Regions from separate parts of the Mus musculus genome. Here all the other regions are linked to region 3. The links are chromatin loops, found by intact Hi-C in ENCODE. Cell type or tissue: left cerebral cortex. All regions are shown on one strand.

The links. Hi-C counts contacts between places; a loop is a spot of excess contacts. Peaks named below come from ENCODE experiments on the same cell type or tissue, not always from the same donor. Only the 100,000 strongest peaks of a DNase experiment are listed, where the experiment ranks them.
Region 1: it touches region 3 in a loop (4-fold over the local background); 8 of 42 quality-filtered maps call a loop at or near these places.
Region 2: a loop joins it to region 3, with 2.6 times the contacts of the local background. A loop is called at or near these places in 2 of 42 quality-filtered maps.

What each region holds. Positions count from the first base shown.
Region 1 is chr4:33,393,298-33,401,297 of GRCm38, reverse strand. All of the region lies in intron 12 of Rngtt (RNA guanylyltransferase and 5'-phosphatase), which reads right to left. Among named protein-coding and RNA genes, the nearest start is that of Mir8118, 41 kb to the left of the region's middle. In left cerebral cortex, a CTCF peak has its summit at 4,625 (motif pointing left); DNase peaks (open chromatin) are centred at 4,618 and 7,673.
Region 2 is chr4:33,582,241-33,590,240 of GRCm38, reverse strand. No RefSeq gene overlaps it. Among named protein-coding and RNA genes, the nearest start is that of Gm32955, 17 kb to the left of the region's middle. In left cerebral cortex, a CTCF peak has its summit at 3,453; DNase peaks (open chromatin) are centred at 2,414, 2,853, 3,502, 7,105 and 1 more place; H3K4me3 peaks cover 478 bases; H3K27ac peaks cover 935 bases.
Region 3 is chr4:33,918,867-33,926,866 of GRCm38, reverse strand. Cnr1 (cannabinoid receptor 1 (brain)) reads right to left here and starts at 2,223. Exons shown (of 2, transcript NM_007726.5): 1 at 1,709-2,223. In left cerebral cortex, a CTCF peak has its summit at 3,617; DNase peaks (open chromatin) are centred at 3,095, 3,463, 5,240, 5,966 and 5 more places; H3K4me3 peaks cover 3,619 bases; H3K27ac peaks cover 4,922 bases.

The DNA.
Region 1 (8,000 bases), 530 kb after region 3:
TTACAAGGATCAAATAATGACTTACTATAGTAAATGTAAAAGATCTAAGGAGGAAATCTACAAAGTATAGAGTTAAGCAATGATTTTGTTTGTTTGTTTGTTTGTTTGTTTGTTTTAGACAAGCCTTAAGTATCTCAGACTAGTCCCCAACTCAATATAGTAATTTGTATTTCTTCATTTATGTAGCTGAAATCTGACTGCCTTCTTTGCCAAAGGGTTCAAATATTCTACTCCTGACTGCTTTTACTTTGGTTTTTTTGTTTTTGGGGTGGTTTGTTTGTTTGTTTGGTTGGTTGGTTTTTTTTTTTTCTGAAAGGTGAGGTATTGTGTGCATGTACATGGTACACATGTATAGAAACAGGTCAGCATTTGGTGTCTTCCTTAATGGTTATACACCGTTTTCTCGCTGAGTCTGAGTCTGCTGACTGGCTGGCCACCAAACCCAAAGAGCCTTGCAATTCTGTCTTCCTAATGCTCGGATTACAAGTATGTGCACTACACCCAGGCAGTGATTACTGTTTTAGACAAGGTATTATGAAGGTCAACAGAGCCTCAAAATTCTCTAAGTAGCTACAGATGGTCCTGAATCCTGAGCCTGTTCCCAACTCCCAAAAGCTCCAATCATAGACCATCCTTTTTCCTCATTTTTTTTGGGGGGTGGGGTGGGGTGAGGAGGGTGTGAAAGTCAATATGTACCCAAAGTTGATCTTGAAATGACAACTCTCTTGCCTCACCCACTGAGTGCTAGGCTTACAGAATTCACTAATGCACACTTCCTGTGCACTTTCTGAATTCATCTTTCTTCCTTTCCTTTCCTTTCCTTTCCTTTCCTTTCCTTTCCTTTCCTTTCATTATCACCCCACCCCCATCATTTATTTTTAGGATACTGGAGATATTTAAACACAGAGCTCTCAGATGCTAACTCCAACAGTGAGCTACCACCCCCCCAACCCTTTGTTTACTGTATATTTAAGGTAAGAGTCCTACTAAATTGCCAGAAATGGCCTTGCTTTTGATACTTCTGCCTCTGGCTCCAGAGTACCTGAGATTACAGACCTGTGCCATCTGAACTAGCCCTAACAATTTATTTTGCTGAGCAAACTTTTTGTTTTAATTAAGTCAAAATTAGCTACTTTTAGGGCTGAAAAGTTGGCTCAGCCATTAAAAATTAGGATTACAAACAAAAATATATTTAAAAAAAAGCCTCTCTTAAATTACATAATTGTAATTAAATTCAGTTTTCTGCCCGTTGAAGAAATATTTTCCTAAAATCACTAGATTTTTCTACTATGTCTAAAGACATTTCATAAGTCTAGTTATTTTTAAGTAAACCATCCATTTCATGTTTCTTTGTATCTATACAAATACGGGGATCAGACAGCTCTAACAAAGGCTAAAGGCACTTGCCATGCAGGCCTAGCAAGCCCAGGCCTACCCAGAACATACAGAACACGGAAAGAAAGAACCAACTCCAAAAGACTGGGAGGAAAGTAGAGGGGGGCAGCAAGAGTCACGTGATCTAGTAGGGAAATGAGGAGGGGGGAGGTAAAATGCCCAGACATATAAAATTGTTAAATCTAAAAAGAAAAAAGTTAATAAAATTTAAAAAGAACATAATATGCATTATTTCCCCAGGTCTCATGATTAGCAGTAGATAAATTTAAAGTCAAATATATACTGCCTCCATGAGTCAGTAGGCATTTCATTCCATTTATGCCACAACAGACTCACTTAGATGATATACACACTTCATGGTAGCTGGAAATAAATCTCTATTTAGACTTCTGCATAGAGTTTTCTTACTGCCGAAACTGAAATATATTTCTAATTGTCACCTCATCTCTGAAAAGACTATAATAAAAGTTAAATTATTTTTGCTAGTTAAGGCTTTTTGTTAGAAATCTCACAAAATAGGCCATGAGATGACAAAGAAGATATGGTAATAAGTCATAACTTCAGAAAAAAATTAGCTGAAAAATAAGACAGCAAGCCCCTGTGCCCATAATGCCTATGTTTAGCCTTCCTGAATCCAGCACAATCCTGGTCAAATCATGATTTAGTCATGTTTGTCTGTTTGTTCTTATGGTGTTTGCAACAACAACAACAACAAAAAATAATACAACAGAGATAAATTTTAAAAACCTTTTTTCAATCTCCCAAAAAAATAAGGCCAAGATATTACACTAAAAGGGTTAAGACTTTTGAAAATAAATATAACATCTGTTGGGTTTTGTTTTGTTTTTTTGTTTTGTTTTGTTTTGTTTTCCCGAGACAGCGTTTCTCTGTGTAGCCTTGCTGTCCTGGAACTCACTCTGTAGACCAGGCTGGCCTCGAACTCAGAAATCCGCCTGCCTCTGCCTCCCAGGTGTTGAAATTAAAGGCCTGCGCCACCACACTCGGCTAAATATAACATCTGAAACACAAAATTTTTCTGAAGTATAAACAAGCATACATATACTCTAGTGTAAAATAAGTAAATTTTAATTATACTGAATTCACCAGCATGTACTCAGATTACAATTGTTATCAAAGCTCTAGTTAACTCATAAATATGATACCTAGTCTATAAATAAGCCTGATTTTAACAAGTGAGCTGTTTAAAAAAAGAAAAACTGGTCTCAAAGATATGGGCACAGGGAAAAAATTCCTGAATAGAACAGCAATGGCTTGTGCTTTAAGATCGAGGATTGACAAATGGGACCTCAAGAAACTGCAAAGTTTCTGCAAGGCAAAAGACACCGTCAATAAGACAAAAAGACCACCAACAGATTGGGAAAGGATCTTTACCTATCCTAAATCAGATAGGGGACTAATATCCAATATATATAAAGAACTCAAAAGGGTGGACTCCAGAAAATCAAATAGCCCCCTTAAAAGATGGGGTTCAGAGCTGAACAAAGAATTCTCACCCGAGGAATACCGAAAGGCTGAGAAGCACCTGAAAAAATGTTCAACATCCTTAATCATCAAAGAAATGCAAATCAAAACAACCCTGAGATTCCACCTCACACCAGTCAGAATGGCTAAGATCAAAAATTCAGGTGACAGCAGATGCTGGCAAGGATGTGAAGAAAGAGGAATACTCCTCCATTGTTGGTGGGATTGCAAGCTTGTACAACCACTCTGGAAATCAGTCTGGAGGTTCCTCAGAAAATTGGACATAGTACTACCGGAGGATCCCGCAATACCTCTCCTGGGCATATATCCAGAAGATGTCCCAACCGGTAATAAGGACACATGCTCCACTATGTTTATAGCAGTCTTATTTATAATAGCCAGAAGCTGGAAAGAACCCAGATGTCCCTCAACAGAGGAATGGATACAAAAAATGTGGTACATTTACACAATGGAGTACTACTCAGCTATTAAAAAGAATGAATTCACGAAATTCCTAGGCAAATGGTTGGACCTGGAGGGCATCATCCTGAGTAAGGTAACCCAATCACAAAAGAACTCAAATGAAATGTACTCACTGATAAGTGGATATTAACCCAGAAACTTAGTATAGCAAGATATAAGGTACAATATGTAAAACATATGAAACTGAAGAAGAACTAAGACCAAAGTGTGGACACTTTGCTCATTCTTAGAATTGGAAACAATCACCCATGGAAGGAGTTACAGAGACAAAGTTTGGAGCTGAGACAAAAGGATGGTCTATCTAGAGACTGCCATATCCAGGGATCCATCCCATAATTAGCCTCCAAGGGATGACACCATTGCATACACTAGCAAGCCTTTGTTGCAAGGACAGTGATATAGCTGTCCCTTGTGAGACTAGGCCGGGGCCTAGCAAACACAGAAGTGGATGCTCACAGTCAACTATTGGATGGATCACAGGGCCCCTAATGGAGGAGCTAGAGAAAGTATCCAAGGAGCTAAAGAGATCTGCAACCCTATCGGAGGAACAACATTATGAACTAACCAGTACCCCAGAGCGCTTGACTCTAGCTGCATATGTATCAAAAGATGACCTAGTCGGCCATCACTGGAAAGAGAGGCCCATTGGTCAGGCAAACGTTATATGCCCCAGTACAGGGGAATGCCAGGGCCAAAAAATGGGAATGGGGGGGGGGGGGTTGGGATAGCATTGGAAATGTAATTGAAGAAAATACGTAAGAAAAAAAAAGCAAAAAAAAGCAAAAAGCAAAAATGCATTCTAAATAAAGTTGAAATTTCTGATTTAAAAAAAAAAGAAAAACTGAAAAATACTTGTGTTTAGATACAACCCCAATATAACCTGAGATACCTGTGGTCTTTTAAAAAGCAACAATCCAATCAACATAAGTATTAAGAATATTAAAATATGCCTGGTCTACAGAGTGAGTTCCAGGACAGCCAGGGCTATACAGAGAAACCCTGTCTCGAAAAAAACAAAAACAAAACAAAACAAAACAAACAAACAAAAAAACACCCTAAAAAATATGAAAATATGAGGAAATATTTATTTAAACATAGCAGAGTCTCTGTTCAAAGTGCATCTTAGTATGTCCATAAAGCAAAAAATGTACCAAAACTAGACAGAGGGAAAACTTTTAGCAGTAGTTTCAACTAGAGGTGGTCCCTGGAGAGTTGGTAATGCTAGAAAACACTAGAGAGAGCAAGGTGCACTACTGCCATCTAGTGGCACAAGCCAGAGACAGGGCTAAAGACCTACCCAGGACAGCAGGGCCAAAGGAAGTCAGTGACAGTAACAGCAAAGAAAGTCATATCTTTAATTACCCTTTGGCTCTACTAACTTGGTAATGTTAAAGAACTTTAAAGTGAGGGCTTCGTTTCTCACTTGTAAAAATACAGCAATAGCATTTTGCTTGCCTAAAATAGGGTATCTAGACCAAAGTTGTATGTTCCTCTTCAATCTCCAGTTACAAAACTTTGGGAAACACTCTTTCAGGCTTGCCACATGACACTATCTTCCACCTACCCTCTTACCCTTGCTGTTACCTAAAGGTAACAGTGTTTCCGCTAGTTTTCTTCACTCCCTTTAAAAAAACAAAAATAGACTGGTTTTGACCATAAACCACTCTCCTAGAAGACTCTGAATATAGCCATAAAAATTACTCCCAAATCTTCATTTCTAGACCTAGTTACTCAAAGAAACCTAGATGCTCTTTTATGAGTATGACTAGGTCAAGCACCAATCTAACACTGCTCAGGCGGCACCCTAGGGTTTTAGATCTGAAATAGAGTCACTCACTCCCCATCCCATCTTGATCAATAGGAACCTCCTACCCACTCAGGCCCATTTTCTAATAGAGCACTCTTTCTAATAGAGTCTCTGTCACCTCTGCACTCATCCATTATACCCACGAGTTTCCTTCTACTCTGACAGCCCAGCTGCTATCCCTAGAGCCAAAAGACCCTGTCAGCTGTCACTGATGCTCACCGCAGCTGGTTAGCTGGCTGACCAACCAGGACTCAAGCTTCTGGAGCCGACAGTGAGGTCCCTATCCAGTCTCCAGTGCTTCCTCTAGTTTCCTCTTTCCTACAGTCTTTATATGGAATAATAAAGACAACAATCATTTCTAATAGCTATCATTTACTGTATATTTTCCCACTGACCACAGGTGCTAAGTACACGGGTGCTAAATTACAGGATTCCTTGAACATTCTAAAAAATAGATTAATTCATCATAATCTCCTGTCTTCATAGAGCACATACAACAAAGAAAATAAGCTAGACACAGGAAATATTCAAGCCCAGGTATATTATTCCACATTCAAAATGCACACTAACTACTATAGTAAACTGGGTCAATGGAAAAACAGATATTCACATCACATCACACACACATACGGAAAATTTTCAAGACATCGTGAAAATAATTTTCTAGATACAACACTAAAGGAAGAAGCAACAAATATTAACATCCATCACAGTAAGAAAAGTTTGCCCAGCAAACACATTACAGGGTGACCTACCAGAAAGTAGGGAGTTAGTTAAAAACTGTATCTAATAAATTTAATAAAAATTAGTATATAATAAGTATCTAAAAACTGTATCTGAAATTTGGTATTAATAATCAAAATATAGAAAATTGTGAAGTTCAAAAATGAAACATAAAGAACCCAAGCAAACATTTCTCTAAAGAAGCAACTGAGGTGTGAACCTGACATGAGAAGGTGCAGACCAACTGAGCCGTCTCCAATCAGACTGGAAAACAAGACCTCAGTGGGAACTCACCTCAAGTCTACTAGGATGAACACTACCAAACAGACAAAAGAGCGACTATGTTCTTATCAACTGTAGAGGAGGCAGTGAACACCTGCTGAAAAGTGTGCTGCTACAGCACTAGGGGAAACTCCTGGGGAGTCTCTGCCAAACAACCCAACAATTCCACTTCTCAATACATCCAAAGCTAAACAAAGTGGGATTGCTGAGAGAAGCCTGTGCATCCACCCTCTCTGCTGCCCACAGTAACACTTAAATGTCTCTGAGAGATGCATGTATGGTTTTTTTTCTTTTTCTATTTCTTCTTTTTTTTTTCCTCCAATTTTTAATTAGGTATTTACTTCATTTACATTTCAAATGCTATCCAAAAGTCCCCCATACCCTCCCCCCAACCCCACTCCCCTACCCACCGACTCCTACTTCTTGGCCCTGGCACTCCCTTGTACTGGGGCATATAAAGTTTGCAATACCAAGGGGCCTCTCTTCCCAGTGATGGCCGACTGGGCCATCTTCTGCTACATATGCAGCTAGAGACACGAGCTCTGGGGATACTGGTTAGTTCATATTGTTGTTCCTCCTATAGGGTTGCAGACCCCTTAAGCTCCTTGAGTACTTTCTCTAGCTCCTCCATTGGGGGCCCTGTGATCCATCCAATAGATGACTGTGAGCATCCACTTCTGTGTTTGCCAGGCACTGGCTTTAGCCTCACAAGAGACAGCTATATCAGGGTCCCTTCAGCAAAATCTTGCTGGCGTATGCAAGTGTCTGCATTTGGTGGCTGATTATGGGATGGACCCTCAAGTGGGGCAGTGTCTGGATGGTCCATCCTTTCTTCTCAGCTCCAAACTTTGTCTCTGTAACTCCTTTCATGGGTGTTGCATGTATGTTTTAAATGTAATAGATAAAGATTTACTATGAAATATTATTTAGCTTTTAAAAGTGTCTTGCAGCCGGGTGTGGCGGCGCACGCCTTTAATCTCAGCACTTGGGAGGCAGAGGCAGGCGGATTTCTGAGTTCGAGGCCAGCCTGGTCTACAAAGTGAGTTCCAGGACAGCCAGGGCTATACAGAGAAACCCTGTCTCGAAAAAACCAAAAAAAACAAAAACAAACAAAAAGTGTCTTGCCATTCTCCACTGCACAGGTGGAGCTAAAAGACATTCTGCAAAGCAAAACATAGAAAGAGAAAACATGTGATCTCCCAGGTGCAACCTAGAACAACCTAGAAACAAGCAGAAAGAATGATATTGCCAGGAGCTGCAAGGGGTCAGAAAGGTACAAAGCTGACCAAACAATGCTTCAAAACTAGTGAGTGAGAGATGATTCCTGTTAATTATGTGGAGCAGGCTGATTATTTTACATATCAGAATACCAAGGTGTACACTTTTAAAATGAACAATTTAGGGGCTGAAGATGGTTAGGAGCAGAAGATAAGAGCACTTGCTGTTCTTGCAGAGAACCCAGCTTCAGTTCCCAACACCCACATGCTGGCTTTCAGCCATGTCTAACTCCAGTTCCAGGGCATCTGACACCATCTTCTCGCCTTTATGGCCAGCAGGCAGACAAAATGGGAGCAAGACGCTCATATGCATATAATAAAAATAAATCTTAAGAATGCACAGTTTGTGTAAGTCAAAAAAATATCACAAAATAAAGAATTTAAAATAGTTAAAAGTGCTATCTCTTTGATATCTTCAAAAGTCCTATATTTATGAATGTACAAATCTACAATATTATAAAGTGTACGGATTACCAATGCAGAGTCTTCCAAAACTACCCTGCATGTTCTGGGTGTTGTGAAGCATCCCCTGGCACCAGAGCAGTAAGCAC
Region 2 (8,000 bases), 340 kb after region 3:
ACATTTGAAGTTCAAGGATGGTAGGGCTCAAGTAGAACATTGCAAGAGTAGGTGAGATCCCACCTACACCAGGAGAACACACCTCAAAACAGAAGTGGACCTCTGAGGAATGCCAGCAGCAAATCTAAGGTCCTTGCCAGATTTCCGGACTCTGGCACTGACAATGAGGTAGCCCTGCAGATGCATAGCATCCTGTCCCCCAAGTTCCTCTGAGAAATGATTCTTGCAGTCTGCCATCTCTTAGAATTATTTTTCTGTTTGCTAATAATATCCAGGAACAAAAACTCTGGCTCACAGGCTTGGGTTTAATGTGATAAAAATCCATATTCACCTTGAATGAGCTATTTCAGATAACAGATATTTATTTGATCAGACTCCATTATTCCTTCATCTCTACCCTGCCTACAACAACAACAACAATAATAACAACAACAACAACAACAACAACAGGCTCCATCCAAAGGTTCAGGAGACCATTGTTCATGGTCCTTCAGACCCTGGAAGTCAGCAACCGCAAGAAGAGACATTAAAAATTAATGAATGTGCTATACTCAGTGTCCTGAAGTCAAGGCTATTTAAGTAGATAAAAGAGGCCTGGGGAGGGAAAGTCTTGTTGCTAATGTTTTCTTTATAATTATTAGGTGAAAAGAGAGAGAGAGAGAAGTGGGAGAACACAGCTACCACCGAGACAAAGTGAAAGGCGTGCATTAGAAGAAAGGATGCAGACAAATGGAGCACTCTCAGGCTCGAGCTCCGGGAGGGGGAGGAGGCACAATGAGAGTGGGGAGCTGCAGGGGGGGGAGAGGCAGACGCTCTCCACCCAGGCAGCTTCGCCTACAGCCTGGCCAGCCCTGACTTGAATAATGAGGCTGTTTGGACGAGCCTGAGGCCAGTGGTGGAGACTTATATAAGAACAAGTCTCTGGCTACGCTAGTCTTCACAAAGACACCCTGCACTCCTCTCTGCTGCACTTGTCTGTGGCCAAGGAGTAAGTTTCACATAATCACTGCAGCACCTGTGGCTCCAGTGGAGGGGAAAGGCATGCTCCGGTGAAGTGAATTAAAATGCCAGTCCTCTTGCTAAACACAAGGATACGAGCTGAGTTCTGCAGTGGATAAACTGGTACCTGCTTCCCAAAAACTTGGCTGCCAAGCAGACTTCTCCCAACACACAGTGCTTCATGAGCTGGACACGAATCTACTACACCTTTTTTTTTTTTTTTAATACTACTTACTGCAGGATCACAAACTCAGAATATCAAAACATTTTCCAAATCAAGCCTGAAGCCAAAGGATTCTGTGTGTGGCTTACAGGGTGCTTCCTAGGAAAGCCTGCTAAATGGTTCTAGAGAGAGAACTGGAATGCAATGGTTTGCAGTTCTATAGAGAGCAGATATTCCCAGGGAAGGAAGTGGCCCGGGGTTCTGTTATCTATGAAAGAGCATGGCTTTTGAAAACCTTAGGTCAGGTGGGCGCTTGGGGGTGTGCCGAGATGAAGCCACCATGCCACAAAGCCCAATTGCTGGTCACTGTTTTATATGGAACCGTAAGCTGAAGGAGCCTGGGAGAGACGAGGATTGCATTTCCCTTCCTATGTGGTAGAGCTGAGTGGTACGTTCCCCCTTTGTCTAAGTTCTGCTAACCAGACCCTCTTGCAGGTCCTCCCCATCTCCCTCCTCCACGCCAAGGAGACTGTGACATTGATAGAGACCCAATGGCATCGCAGGCTCTTGGCATAGCTCCTCTTTCCCCACATATAGAAAGAAACCATACTGGCTTTCATAGAGATCTTGGCTTCTATGTGAAGTCATCTTTGTCATAGACTGACCCCAAAAACTCAGGTTTTCCAGTGAGACTGTTTCCAGTTTCGTCTGCCACTCATTTCTGTACTCAAGAGACATTGCGTGTCAATCATGTGCTGACTGCTGTAGGTGCTAGGCCGGGAGAAGATGAGCCCCACCCTCCAGCAGCCCTGAGTCTAGCCGCAAACACCAATTATCCTCTGTTTAACCTGCCTTGCCCTTAGGGGCCCAGGATGTGAACAGGAAACAGGCATTCAGGCAGATGGGGTCCTTCCCTCTCCAGCTCCACTGGCCTCATTTTGGTTAGTCTTGTCCCTGACTTTGACTTCCCATCTTGAAGCTCAACCCTTCTTGCCTTTGCCCCCGCCACAGTCGCCAGAACTGTCAGTTTTGCCTGAGCCATGTTTTCAGCCTCTCCTATCCGTCAGTCACGGCCTTGATAGCTGTCACTGGTCAAGTGGCCAACTGGTTCCCCTAGCCTCGGGCTCTCCATCCTCAGTCCCGCTGCCATTTTTCCTACGCGGTCATTTTCCTAAAATAGAAATGAGATTGCATCACTCCTTATTTAGAGACAATCATCAAGTCACTAAGCTCTCGGTGTGACTGGGCTTCACACCATCTGCAGGCACTTGGCTTAGGAAGAAGTGTCGTTGAAAGCAAGATGACTCAGCCAGGGACTATGAAGGGCTGACTCAGGGCTCTCATCATAACTGCCCCTTAGAATCCTAAGAGCTCGTGTGACCCGCAGATGCCAGCACTACTCGCCCAGCCCAGACCATTGACTCTGAATGTCAGATGAAGTCTGGGTGGCCAGGCAGGGGGACTCACCGGAGATTTGAACTTTGAGTTGGATTATGGGGGGAAGGTAGCATGAGACTCTGTCTCTTTTTCAGAACTGCTCTTCTTCACTTTCAGATATCCCTGCAACATCACTTTCTTTCCCTAAGTTCCCTGAAATGGCTTAGTAAGTATGTCTAATTATCAGTCAATCACCAGCAGGAATCACCAGGCAGATGCTGTGCTCAGATCAGAAGACTCCTCCCACGTGCGCTTCAGGGGCAGTACCTCAGCCAGTACAAGTCTGACTTGGGAGGGGCCTGGAGCGGCACGTGACCCGCCTTTCCATCCCACCTCTCCTCACAGATGCTTTCTAAGTAGTTTGACCCCTCCTGTACCAAGAAATTGATCCTGTCAGCTATAGTTATCTTTTTCGCATAAAATCTCTCTCGTGGTTTATTTTATTGGGGATCTTCACCCCCTCCTCTGCCCTCCTCGATGCCTGCAGCGCTGGGCCGCACTGCAAGTTCCAAGAATGATTTCTAGATCTCTCTCCCTGCCAGACTTGGGAGAGCTTCATTTTCACATCGTGCTTTGGCTGCAAGGGTTAACTTTCCATTTCAGGAGGGGAGTGTGGGGTTTCCTTCCCAATATCTGTATGATCCAGTATGTGTTTATACTCACGGCCCCTGCCACACAGGTCCTTCCCCCTCATCTCTCATTTCCTTCACACCAGAAGTCAGACCATTTCTGTAGCAGACAGAGTCTGCGGGAGCTGTTGTTCACAGCTGGTGAGGGAAAGGAACAACTGGGGAAGAAAAAGAAAAGCAAGAGACCAAAAGGACAAAGGGCTCTTCAGGCAGAGGGAGCTGTTGCCACAGGCTTGCGGAAGAACTCAGGGCTCCTGCAGGCTGCTGTAGGCTTTTTGTTTTTTGTGGCAGTGAACCCAGTCACCCCTTGTTTATTGAGTCCTGTGAGCTTGGTACAGCTCTCTAAGGCTGCCGGTTCCATATCTAAGCATTCTCCTTGCAAAGGCATCTGTCATGGAAATGAAGCTATTTGCACAAAGCAGAACTAACACTGAAGGGAGGAATACAAGCCAAGAGACACAGAATTAAGACATAAATATTCAGAGCCGAGACCTCTAGCCTGGGCTTTGTGTGAGGAGAACCAGAGAGCCTGGCTAGGTCTGCTTCGGGCAGGGCAGCGGATGGCTGGTGAAGGAGAAAGGAGTGAGCCACCACTGAGGAGAGGAGGTGGGACTGAGTTGGTGGGACTGGGGAGGGAGAGAATTTCTTGACATTGTCTGTGTTTAGGACTGCGATCTGTCTTCCACACCTTTTCAGTTCACTACACTGACTATCTTGGAGAGGTAGGCTGTACTTTGAATGTGACTTCAAGCTGAAGAAAGGCCCGGCCAGCTCATTCTAATAAGGACTATAGATACGGGTAACATCCTTGTAGACACCAGTCTACAGTCTTGAGGATGAGCTGGCAAGAAACTAGGGAGAGAATGTGAGACGATCAAAACACAGTTCTCAGGATGGTATAAAGAAATGGGGCTCAGTTTCCCACTAGACTGGTGATTCTCAACCTGTGGTTCTCCACACCCCTTTTAGGGGTCAAACAACCCTTTCATAGGGGTCGCCTGGTCTGCAGAGTCTCCTGCAGAAGCCAGGAAACACTGCTGCTGAGGAGGCCACACCCACCCGAAGACTAGGTGTTCCCTCCGCTCTTCCTTTCCCTCCTCCGCAGTGTCTCTGGAAGCATCCACCACCTTGAGGGCTAACAGGAATCCATGAAAGAACAAGCCTCCCTTGGAGCTTACTGAATTATTAAAATATTGCCATGAGATGTTACTTGACAGAATATATATATACTTTCCCCAAATCACTCTACGGAATATTTGAGGAGGAAAAGAAAAAAATGACTGACAGTTGCCGTGGAAGAAGTGGGAGAAGCTTCTAGCCTTGAGACCACAGCCCAGCTTCCCAGCCCTGGAAGCCACGTTCATGGGACTCTATATGGATCAGCCAAAGAGACTGGCACTAGGCAGGAAGATGAACAAACACCCCATTGGTAGAAGGATTAACCTAGAACCTGGGGCTCCAACCTTCAGCCTTCCTCCAGCGGGAGTGGGATCTGACCACTGATATTTCCTCTGACTTTCTGATACATCGTTTCGTCAAAACAGCCAGAGCAGTGCTTCCCTGGGCCCCTTCAGCTGGGGTGGGGAGAGAGAGAGATGAGAGAGAGAGAGAGAGAGAGAGAGAGAGAGAGAGAGAGAGAGAGAGGTTAGAAACATAACCAGTCCGTGCACATTCCAATTTTCTCCATCAGATAAAAACTAGTCTGCCAATTCCCAACCACAATCTCTTGAATCTTTTATAATCAGAAAATCTCTTTCAATTGTGACAAGAATTCAGTTTTCTCTCTGCCCCTGATTGCCCAACGGTGATTACCCCTCCCAAGCCTTTTTTTTTTCTTTTCCCTCATTTGTGCAAGGAGAAGCTGTGGGTTGTAGCCTGCTTGCTAAGAGCCTTACTCAGCACTAACACTCGAAATCTGTGAGAAATCTTATTACAAGTTATTACTGATTTAGCTACAAGAGAATACAATCCTTTAAAAAAAAATCTACGAGGAGTCCCAATGACTTATATCCAACTTGACAGAAAAAAGTAAAGTCCCCTTGGCATAGGGGAAGTAATTAAAGACACACATTCTATTTTCTCTTTTGGAGAGCTCAACAACCCATTGGCCCATTAGACCTTGTCTAGGGCTGATCTTTATAATCTTCCCAAGAATTTTAGACTCTTGATGCATTTGCTCATGATAGATGCGATGACACACAAACTAGCAGCTGGCATTGTCTTAGGAGATTAGATGTCTGTATCTCACTCCCTTGAAGGCCAAAATAGATACCTCTAATTGGGGAGGAACGTTAGGCTCTTCTTGCTATGATTTCTTGGGGGGCAGGGGGAGAAGGTCACATCTTTGTCTTTACCACTGTCAACAAACTTAATTTCTGGGGGGGGGGGAAGCATGCATAATTGCTGTAAGTGGGCCCCACCACTTCCTCTCGTTTTTCTATCGGCTCGATTCAGCTGTCAGTCTTTTTTTTTTTAATTATTTATTTATTATATGCAAGTACACTGTAACTGTCTTCAGACACTCCAGAAGAGAGCATCAGATTTCATTACAGATGGTTGTGAGCCACCATGTGGTTGCTGGGATTTGAACTCAGGACCTTTGGAAGAGCAGTCGGCACTCTTAACCGCTGAGCCATCTCACCAGGCCCGCCACCCCCAGCTGTCAGTTTTATGTCACGCCTTAGCACCAAAGATAGGGAAACTGGAGCTTCGCCAATAAGTCGCAGCTCTAGCACTCGATCTCAAGACTTCTGACTGCAGGACAAATGCCACACGAACAGCAAAGCCAAGAGGCGAGTGAATGCCGAGCCAGTCCTCCATGAGGCAACACAACAGAACGAGCTTCAGGGGAGGGAGGAGTTTAGTGCTGCCTATTGGACGCGGATGGATACAAGGGACGAGAGAAGTACAGTGTCCCATACGTGCCAGGGAGTCGGTGGCCACCCTGGAACTCCAGACCCAAACTCATCTTTTTTTCTACGCTACCCAGATAGCCTTAAGTTCCACCTGGAAGACAAGTCTATGATTACTGGAAGACAGGAGGAGGCGAAGCACTTCTGAGCCTCTAGGGGAGATGAGGTGCCAAGTTGCAAAAGCAATCGCTGAGAACCAGCCTGGAAGGTTTTGCATCTGTGGGATATTTGTTCCTGAATACCCCCAAATGCTACATTACCTATATTTCTTATTTTTGCATTTACATCGAATTTTATGGCTTCATGGTAATAAAATCATTCCATTTATACTATGTTCCCACCCAATAAGCTTTTACTAAGATATATCCTTTTATGCTGCCACTACGTGCTTTGATTAACGGAGTTACCGATTCGCCTGGTTCCACATTCAAACAACTGTCCTGATCAATTTCTGTTTTTCAGACTATTGCTCTGATCCACTGCCCTGCTTTGTAGAGGATAGCCGAGACCACTCGCCACCCCGGCACACTGTGCCCCATGTAGGTGCTGACCTGTATACTTCAGACTTGTGCAAATCAGCCTGACTTGATCAGTGTTATTCTTATTACTTGTAACCTGATTAAAGTCATGAATCTCTGAACTATAACTGTGTTTTCAAGATTGTCATCTAAATTATGTAAATAACTAGTGCAGTAATTAGCTCTCTTTGATGAGCTTCCGTTTAGGTTCAAGATGAGCCGATCTATATTTATCAACTCTGGGCATGCTTTGCTCCCAGACAGGCGTGCAGCAGAGGTGAGCCCCTCCAGGGGACACTCAGCTCAGCAGCATCCTGACCCAGCATGGCTGGCCACCAGCTAACTCTCCATTCTCCCTCTCTACGCATCGTCAATTCAGGGAGAGCCTCCAGGAGTGGGAACGGCTGAATCGATGTTTCTCCTAGCTGCTTCACAGAATCCTAAGAAAGAGATCCATTTTCTTAATCTACATGTGTTCTAGCTCTGCCAGGGAACATTTCCAGATTCTTCTAAAGAGCTCTGCCTGTTTTTCACCTCCATTTGGAGTTAAGAAAGCAGTGAAGCAGTCTTCTCGTAACAATCACTAGCTTCCTTCCAGGGAAAAACTTTCAGCTCCCTGGTAGGGCTTTGGTAATTGATAGAGCTTTGGTAGCTTTGGTAGCTTTGGTGGCTTTGGTGGCCCCACTGCTAGTACTGCTCTTGGCAATCTTGCTGCAGGAGGGATAAATGTTAGCTAGGGTTTACATCCCAGGTCTACCATGTAAGCTCATGACAGTTCACCCCTCTGACACCAGCTCCTCAGCCAATGAGTGGAAACACGTTACAGAATCATCCTGAGAAGAAAAGGATATTCTGTCTGTCAAGTCAGCAGTGTTCCTTCAAGAATCTAGGTTCCTCACATACCTAGATTCAGTCCCGTGAACCTCCTCATCCACACATTTCTCTGGGTCTCAGTTTCTCTCTCTGTAAAATGGGTATAACGATCACACCCATCTCATTGTACTCATTGCTGAGTTAGGCATTTGTTAGCAATATTCTTAGGTATAGTCTTCTGGCCTGGGCAGACGTGAAAGACATGCTCTTGAGAGTTCTTTTTCTCCTTTTCCAGCTTCCCTCTCACAAAGCCCCAGGTTTGGCTCTCAGAACTTACAGTACGTGAGAGGCAGCTCCCAGACCAGGAGCTGCACCCTGCTCTGCACAACTCCCTCCCACCCCAGATTAAATGGCCCCTGGACAGTTAGGTGCTAACACTCTGCAGTCCAGTGTTGCTGAACAGCCATGCATGGGTTCACTCTGACTCTTCCACCTGTGTGCATGGTGCATTGTTCCGTTCTCAAGACTG
Region 3 (8,000 bases):
ATATCAGATGTGTCTTCTTAACAATGAGCACGCAAGCATAGTCATTTTGGAAGGTCACAAGTGAGCATTCCCACCATGTGGTATTACTGCACCCCCATGTAGGATCAGGGGCACAATGAAAGCTGCCCCAGTAGACACTTATACATACATACATACATACATACATACATACCTCAGCCATGGCTGTTCCTTGCTTGAAACGGGAGACATCTTTTGAAGCAATAAAAGAGCCTGCTCACAATAAGTTCTCCTAACGACCTAAAATGATTAGTTTTTTTTTTTAACCATATCAACATGAAGCCTCTTTTGCAGCTAGAGCAACTGCTAGTGTACCTAAAAACAACAGCCTGCAGTATGTGCTGCTTAGCATTCTAGAGGTGCATGCATTCTGTTCCTGTGTGGATTTAATCAGAAATATATATATATATATTTCTCTCAGTTAAGAAAGTATTCATGGCCTTTCCTTTGGATAAAATTGCTTGTAACTGAGTTAGAGAAGGTGGGGCGTGGAGGGAGGGGAGGCAGAGAAAAATCGATCAGCAGATCTATCTCCCTTTCAAATTGTCAAAAGCTGGGATTAGAAGACCAGCACTTTAAATCAGTCAGTCCTATGGGAACCTTGGAGGTCGGCTACTCCTAGTTTCTCAATTTTCTGCCAAACAGACTGATGTCAGGAGTGACCCCACAGATAATCAGTACCCGCGGAGTCTCCTCTGAGCATGTGCATCTCCCCATTGTTCAAAGGAATTAAGTTGGCAATAAAAACGAGAAGTTATGGGACCCAGAGAGGTATCTTTCAACATCCTTAAAACCAGTAAATCTGCTCTAATCTCTTATTAGATTAAATGTCCAAGGAGATTTAATATGCCAAGAAATAAACAAAGGCAGGAAGAGCTAGTAGCTCCTATTTGGAAGAAAAATTTAAAAGATAGGAAATAGGTTTTTTCATAGATAGGTTATTAAATTTTTTTCTCACCTCTTTGAAACCTTTGAGAGATAAACCATGTACTACAATTAAAAACACGCATGTTGCTTTAAACTTTGAAATGACCAAACAACAGTTTCTCACATCTATCATAGCAAACATTTGCATTCAGGAAATGCTCCATTTGTGACTTGTAAGCCTTAACCAAGAAACATCCTTTTAAAATAAAGCATCAACTTCATTCGTCTGGTGCCAGCTCTTAGTTTCATGTTCCTATAACAGTCAATCACAGGTATCAATACTATATATATTAGTTTTTCCTTAAACAGAGATGGCTGCTGTAGCTATCGCTCTGTATCAGAAGTTCCTTATTTAACATAGATTTCTTTACATGACATTTAGTATTTAATTGAGTCGTTTTCTACATGTGGTGCAGAGACTCTGGAAGACTTAGTTTCTGATAAGGCTAAAAGACGTCAAGCATCAACTCAAGTGCCTGTTTTCCAAACATGCACAATTACACATTTTCTACAAACAGACATCAGTGTATGCAGAGCTAGGTGCATATCCAGTAAATTGTAAATGGTAGAAGCCTCCAGAAGTAGCTTAGACCACAGGTAACAAGCTGGGACTATACAGCTAAGTAAACACCATATTAGCACGATTTGCTCTCCTGGAACACGGAGCAAGAACTCCGCGTAGGACACCAGGGGACCACTGGCCAGTACCGAGGGGGCGGGAGGCGGAAAAGCTATTCCCAAACGCCACTGTGCCAGGTCTTACCCTTCGCATCCCCCGGTCCACGGGCCAGAAGCTCCCTCGGCACCTGTCGCCCAGCCAAGGGGCTGGCTCTCTGCTACAAGGAAATTTGCCCCCAGACTCTATGAGAGCTCTGCAGACAGCCCAGGCTCCCGCCTGAGCCAGGGGGAGGCTCTGGCGCCAGGGGAGCCAGAAGGAGGCGGAGGCGGAAAAGAAGTGGAGAAGGTAGAGGCAGCGAGCGAGCAGGGGAGGCGGCGCGGGGCGCGGTGGGGCGGGGTGGAGCGGGGCGTGCCCGCGGCGATCGGTCAGTAAGTCAGTCGGTCTGCGCGCCCGCGTCCCCGGCCTCTAGCACCCGTGCGCCACGGCCCCTGGGACTGGCTCCCCTGGGCTCGGACAGGCCCGCTTCGTTCTCCGGCTCTCCCCGGCGTCCCACTGACCGCGCTGGCCGGCCTGGGGCCGCCCGCTTGGGCCACCCCGAGCGCCCGTCGCCGCGCCCTGCTTGAGGTCCCTGCCTCTCCCTCAGCTCGCGCGCTGTCTCTGGCTCGCTCTCGCTCCAGTCCCATTTATGAAGCGTGGTCCCATCACGTGTTAATGAGCCTTTGTCCTGCCCTGGCAGCGGCGGCAGCAGAGACTCCGCCAAGGGATCTGCGCGGGGAGGGACCGGCGCGCGGCGCCCGCGGCTCCAAACTTTGCTGCGCGGTACCCGCCGCGGCGCTGGCCCGGGGGCTAGGAGGGACGGCCCTGGCGCTCGGCGCCCACTGTGTCATCCTCACTCTTTGCCACCAACGACCCCGCGGCCTCACCCTGCTCTGCTCCCTGGCGCCCTCCCACCCTGGCGTGGCCAAAGGGGACGCGTGCCTCACTGCCCGCGACCTCGGGGCCGTTAATCACCAGCGCTGCTCATTGCCAGGACCTCACTGGAGGTCACGCGCCGGGCGGTCGGGATCCGGAAACAGGGCGGCAGGAAGGCCGGCCAAGTGAGGTCTCCGCCCGACCCTCCCCTCTGCGCCGCCTCCAGTCCTCAGCTACCTGGCCGCGGCCACCAGCCCTCCGCCCTCGGGGCGGACGGCGTCGCCTGGGCGCCTCCCGCGCTGGCCCGCGCGACCACCCGGGCGCGCCCAGCCTCCAGCCGTGGCCGCACGAGCTCGGCTCTGTGGGCGCCCGGCGCCCCCTCCCCAGCCCTGGCGCTCCCCGCACCTCCTGCTCGCGGGGAGATGCATCCGCGGCGGGCGGGGGCTCTTGTTGGGCGGGAGCCTGGGGACCGGCGGTGCGCCCGGCCGCCGCCGCAGGAATTAGGGGACATGCTCGTTAATTGGTTCCACTCCGCCGTCTGCCTCTTGTGTGCACGGATCAAACCTTAATTGGTCTTTACATTTATCACGGCGAATTGCAACCCTATACACGAGCGTCAGCCCGCAGCTTCAGCCGAGGGGGCCATTCTCCGCCCGGGCCCCGGGGACCAGGCGGTTGTGGCTACAGCTGAATTGCGTTTTAGACCTCGTTCTCCCTGGAGAGTTGGGTCCAGTCGAGTCGTAAGGTTTCCACCTGACAGAGCCACATCAAGTCAGGTCCAGGGGCCCAGCTGTAGGCACAACGTTAGGTTCCTAGGCCCTCAAGGTAGCAGCTTGGCATTCGTTTTAAGCCTTGCTCAGAGTCGAGGACGTCTAGCCCAAACAGCTTCCTACAAGGCCTCTTTTTACCAATTCTCCCTGACGTCCTACCCCCCACCCAGAGCCAAACGCTCAGTGTATCTGGCCCCTATTTTGAATCTGGTGACAAGGATCCCAGAGGGTGAGCCTAAAGGAAGAAGCAACATAGAGGGTAGAGGAAGCTGCAGAATTCGGGGAGGAGAGACTGCTCTGAGAAGGAAAGCCTGAAAGCTTCCTACCTACAGGTCGAGCTGAAGAAAGGCTTCCAGCAGAGCGCTAGCTGTCGGAATATCTCTGAGACTGTTTTCCACTAGAGAGAGTAGTTTCCATTTCCATGTGAGGAGATGGCCTTTTGAGACAGAGTCCACAGCTGAAGCAATCAAGTTGTAGGTAAATATAAACAAAGATCTGACAGACCAATCGTAGAGGGAGAAATGCTTAGGAGAGATGATTGGGTGGATGTGGGATACCATTTGAGCCTTAAACCTGCTGCCTAGGCACAGGCTCTGCTTTGCCTCCTTCCACACATCTCCAGCATAAAGGCAGCTCTTTCTAAAGATTTACAGGAGAAAGAGGCTTCGTCGTCGTCTGCCCCTTTCTTTCAGAGGTCGAAGTTGCTATTTTAGCCTCACCTCAGATTCCTAGCAGAAGCAAACATTTGGGGGGGGGGGGCAGACATTGCTTTTCTTGGGACCTCCCAGACTCTAGAGAAGTCTCAGCACTACCTGCTAGCCAGGAAGCTGGCAGTTCTTGCTCTGCGTGGTCAGGTCAGGGAGCCGGGCAAGCTTTCGTGTGGGTGTTGGTGCTATTTAGCCACCCAGGTGGCTCAGCACTGTTGTTCAGCGTCATTCAGGTGTTAAACACAGACAGACCCTGGTAGTATGTAAAGGACCTTCTTCCTCATATTGATCCACCGTCTTGGTGGCCCATATCATATCTGGAGGAAGAAGTCATTTAGTCATTTGCAACCTGTGGGAGGTACTCTACATAAGTCTTTTATCAACACCAGCTTTTACTTCTTCTAAGATGGAACTCAGTTTCCTTATAAAGATGTTGATGCTTATTCGTGTCTCAAAATCATCCCAAATCTCTGATCGATGGTGTACTTTTTCACTGAATCCTATGAAACACTAACACCATATCTATCTATCTATCTATCTATCTATCTATCATCTATCTATCTTAAATGCTGGGAGTCTGTTGGTTGACTGGCTGAAGTGGTATGTGGATTGAAACTATCAGTATTAATCTAACCAGAGAGAGATTACAGAAGCTATTACTATTTAGCTAGTTATCCTTCTGTTAACTTGAATGGGAGGCCTAGAGTCTGACATCTGGAAAATTGTACCAGCAGTATTCAGAGTTCAAAGATAACCCTCAATAATGGAATCAAACTTTGACTTGTGACCTGGTGTTTTATTAACACAAAGGGGTACTCTGTTAAAACAGAGAGAATTATGCTGTTTGGAAAGTGCCCTTCCTGGGGGTATGCATACATGTTTTTCAAGTTCTGTCTGCCCCAAGCTCATCAGCCAGGCAATGAGCTGCTGTATGTTTCCTTCTGAGTTGGGGAGCTAAAAGAGAGGCAGGCAGCTAACCGTGGAAAAGCCAGGTATTCTCTGATGCCTTGGACTTCAGTTTGCAAAGATCACTTTTATATGGGAGGAAATGATCTACAGCCCACATGCCGCTGGGTGTATCTTGTGCTCCCGGAGGAGACATCAGGGATGGCAAAGGCAGAGCTGTCAGTATCCCTAATAGGAATACTATACTAAGGATACATGGAAACATGACACAAAATGTAAATGACTCTTGATCTCTACAAACCAAGGGTGAATTTCGAATCCACGTCCTTCTGAGGAAAGACCTGTCAACTCTTTAGCAGGCGTCACTAGTTCCTTCAGACTCTCTGGTTTTTCAGATCTTTATTCTTTTAAAATTATAACAGGGCTGTGATGAGCCAATTTGCTGCTGTTCTGTGTAATTTGGGTTATTCATTCAGTGGGATGTAGAAGATGAGAACACAGTTAAAGTGGCATATTTAAACTTCAAAGAAAGATCTCAATTTGCAACAGTCAATGTGCTCCTAGTTACACTAGACACAGAACATTAAAGAAGCAATGGCTCGCTCTGAGACAGCCGTTGGGTCCCAAAGAGGTTGCACATTGAGGTTGCTCCTTTAACTTGCCGTGGTTCATCAGACCCAACCCCCACTTTCAGGGTGATGGACAGTGGTTCCTTTATTCAGGAACTGGCAAAGCAAAAAAAAAAAAAAAAAAAAAAAAAAAAAAAAAAAAACGTCACTCTTTTTTAGAGTTTGGGGCCCAAGTTTGGGCCCCATGTCAATTTAGCATGTGCAGGGATGATCATTCCACAGGGCTAGAATGCTGGGTAATTAAAGATATTTAGGGACTGATCTGGCTACACGATTTCATTCTAATTCAGAGAGTAGCTTTAGAATTCCACCAGCTGTTGCTGTCTCTCCTAAGAAGTGTTAAGGCATTTTGTATTGCAGTGGCTCTGCCTTGCTTGGTGGCCTGCAAGCCCTGCAGCCCAGGTTCTGGCAGCTGCAGTGTGAGGTCTGAAATGGCTGCTTGTGATATGTTCCACCAGCGATGTAGCAGCCTAAAGAACCACCCACATCGCTTCTGTGTGCATCTCAGAACCACGAGCTGCTGCTGAAGAAACTGGAGGCTCTCTGTCATGCCACCATCAGAAAGTAAACGTCCTGAGACTGCCTTCAAGTGGAGAAGCTGGTTGTCAGGATGAGTCAGGAAGAAAAGGAAGGAGTGGAGAAGGAAGGATGAGGACCCCCTTGATCTCAGGATACTCTGTTAGATGCAGAGACTATCATCTTTCCATACAACTAAATGTGTGCTAGTTAGGGATTTCCTTTCCTTTCCTTTCCTTTCCTTTCCTTTCCTTTCCTTTCCTTTCCTTTCCTTTCCTTTCCTTTCCTTTCCTTTCCTTTCCTTTCCTTTTTCCTCTCCTCTCCTCTCCTCTCCTCTCCTCTCCTCTCCTCTCCTCTCCTCTCCTCTCCTCTCCTCTCCTCTCCTCTCCTCTCCTCTCCCTCTCCCTCTCCTCCCTCTCCCTCTCCTCCCTCTCCCTCTCCCTCTCCCTCTCCCTCTCCTCTCTCCCCTCCCCTCCCCTCCCTTTCTTTTCTTTTCTTTTCTTTTCTTTTCACCTTCTCACCTTCTTTCATTAACACGCCAGATGAGCAGTTGCAAGGAAAGCCAAGAAACGACAGGATGGCATTTTCTTCTGCTCATGTGTTCTGTCGTGGTTTTGTAGCCAAGCAGAGGAGCAGTGATGAGGAGATGGAGTACCCATACCTTCAGACCACATGAGAGTCATGCTCTAACAGAATAAACAAGCAGAGGGAGAAAATACAGCAGCAAGGAGCCAGGTAAATACAGCCTTTGCTCCCCTTGATGAAGCGCAGGCAAACCTGTCGCCGATGCGCTATAATTAAAAGGGCTAAAAACATATATCTAAATATTTATGTTCTAAAAACTTGGGATAAGCAGCAATATAATACTATAAAAACAGCAAACAATAGCCAGGAGTGAAGACAGACACTTTTTAGTCATGCACAGCCCTCCTTGAATAGGCTTAGTTACTTTTCTATTGCTGTGATAAGACACCATGAACCAAGGCAACTTTGTCTTTCCAAGAAGAAAGAGCTTATTTGGGGCTTACAGTTTCCAAAGCATGGTGATTATGGCAGGAAACCTGGCACCGGGTAGCCAGGCTGGGCACTGAGCAGTGGCTGAGAGCTCACCACCTGAAATAGAGTCACGCGGCAGAAGAAGAGACAGCAGGACTGGTGTGAGCTTCTGAAACCTCAAGTCCAGCTGCCAGTGACATACCTCCTCCAACGAGGCCACAGCTCCTAGTCCTCACCAAATAGTTCCACCAAATGGGGACCAAGTCTTCAAACACATGAGCCTATAGAAGCTGTTCTCATTCAAACCACCACATTCGTGTTCTTGGTGGTTTCTTTGTTTCTTCATTTTGTTTTGACAACTTCGAGTAGGAACTTAGAAAAGAAAAGAAAATGACTGCCCTTCTTGAGAAAAAAAAAAAAAAAGAGTAAATGTAATAATGGATCTAACCTCCCATCTGGCATCTGGAACTTGGGCTCTCAATAAAAATTGGGAATTTGCAAAAGCCAATGCTGTGTGTTCATTTCTTTGTCTAAGTATATCTGTCATTAAAGCAAACAGGTACAGCTTAGGCCTTAGGAAGGACTAGGTATAACAAATGGTTTTCTAAGTTTTTGTTTAAAGAACTATAGATTTGGACAGAGGTAGGTGAGATTCAAGGTCTTCTAGCCCTTCTCTATGCTGATGATGGCCCAGACTCTTGATTACCAGGTATAGACCTCTCTTTTCTAAGAGTTAGAGCTAACACTAATCTACCCTTACAGTCACTGACAAATGTCAAGTAATATAATAAACATGGGAATCACTGGGAAAGAACACTGGAAAGATTGTTAACTGTCAAGTGATTCCTTCTTGGGAACAAAATTGCATAGGTTATTTTAACCACTGTACTTATTTCAAGAAAGAACAATAAATAAATTGTGACTCTTTGAGCGGGGGAGGGAGGGCTTTTATGAAGACCAAAGAAGAGGCCATAATGTGTGAATAACCAATGTGGCAACT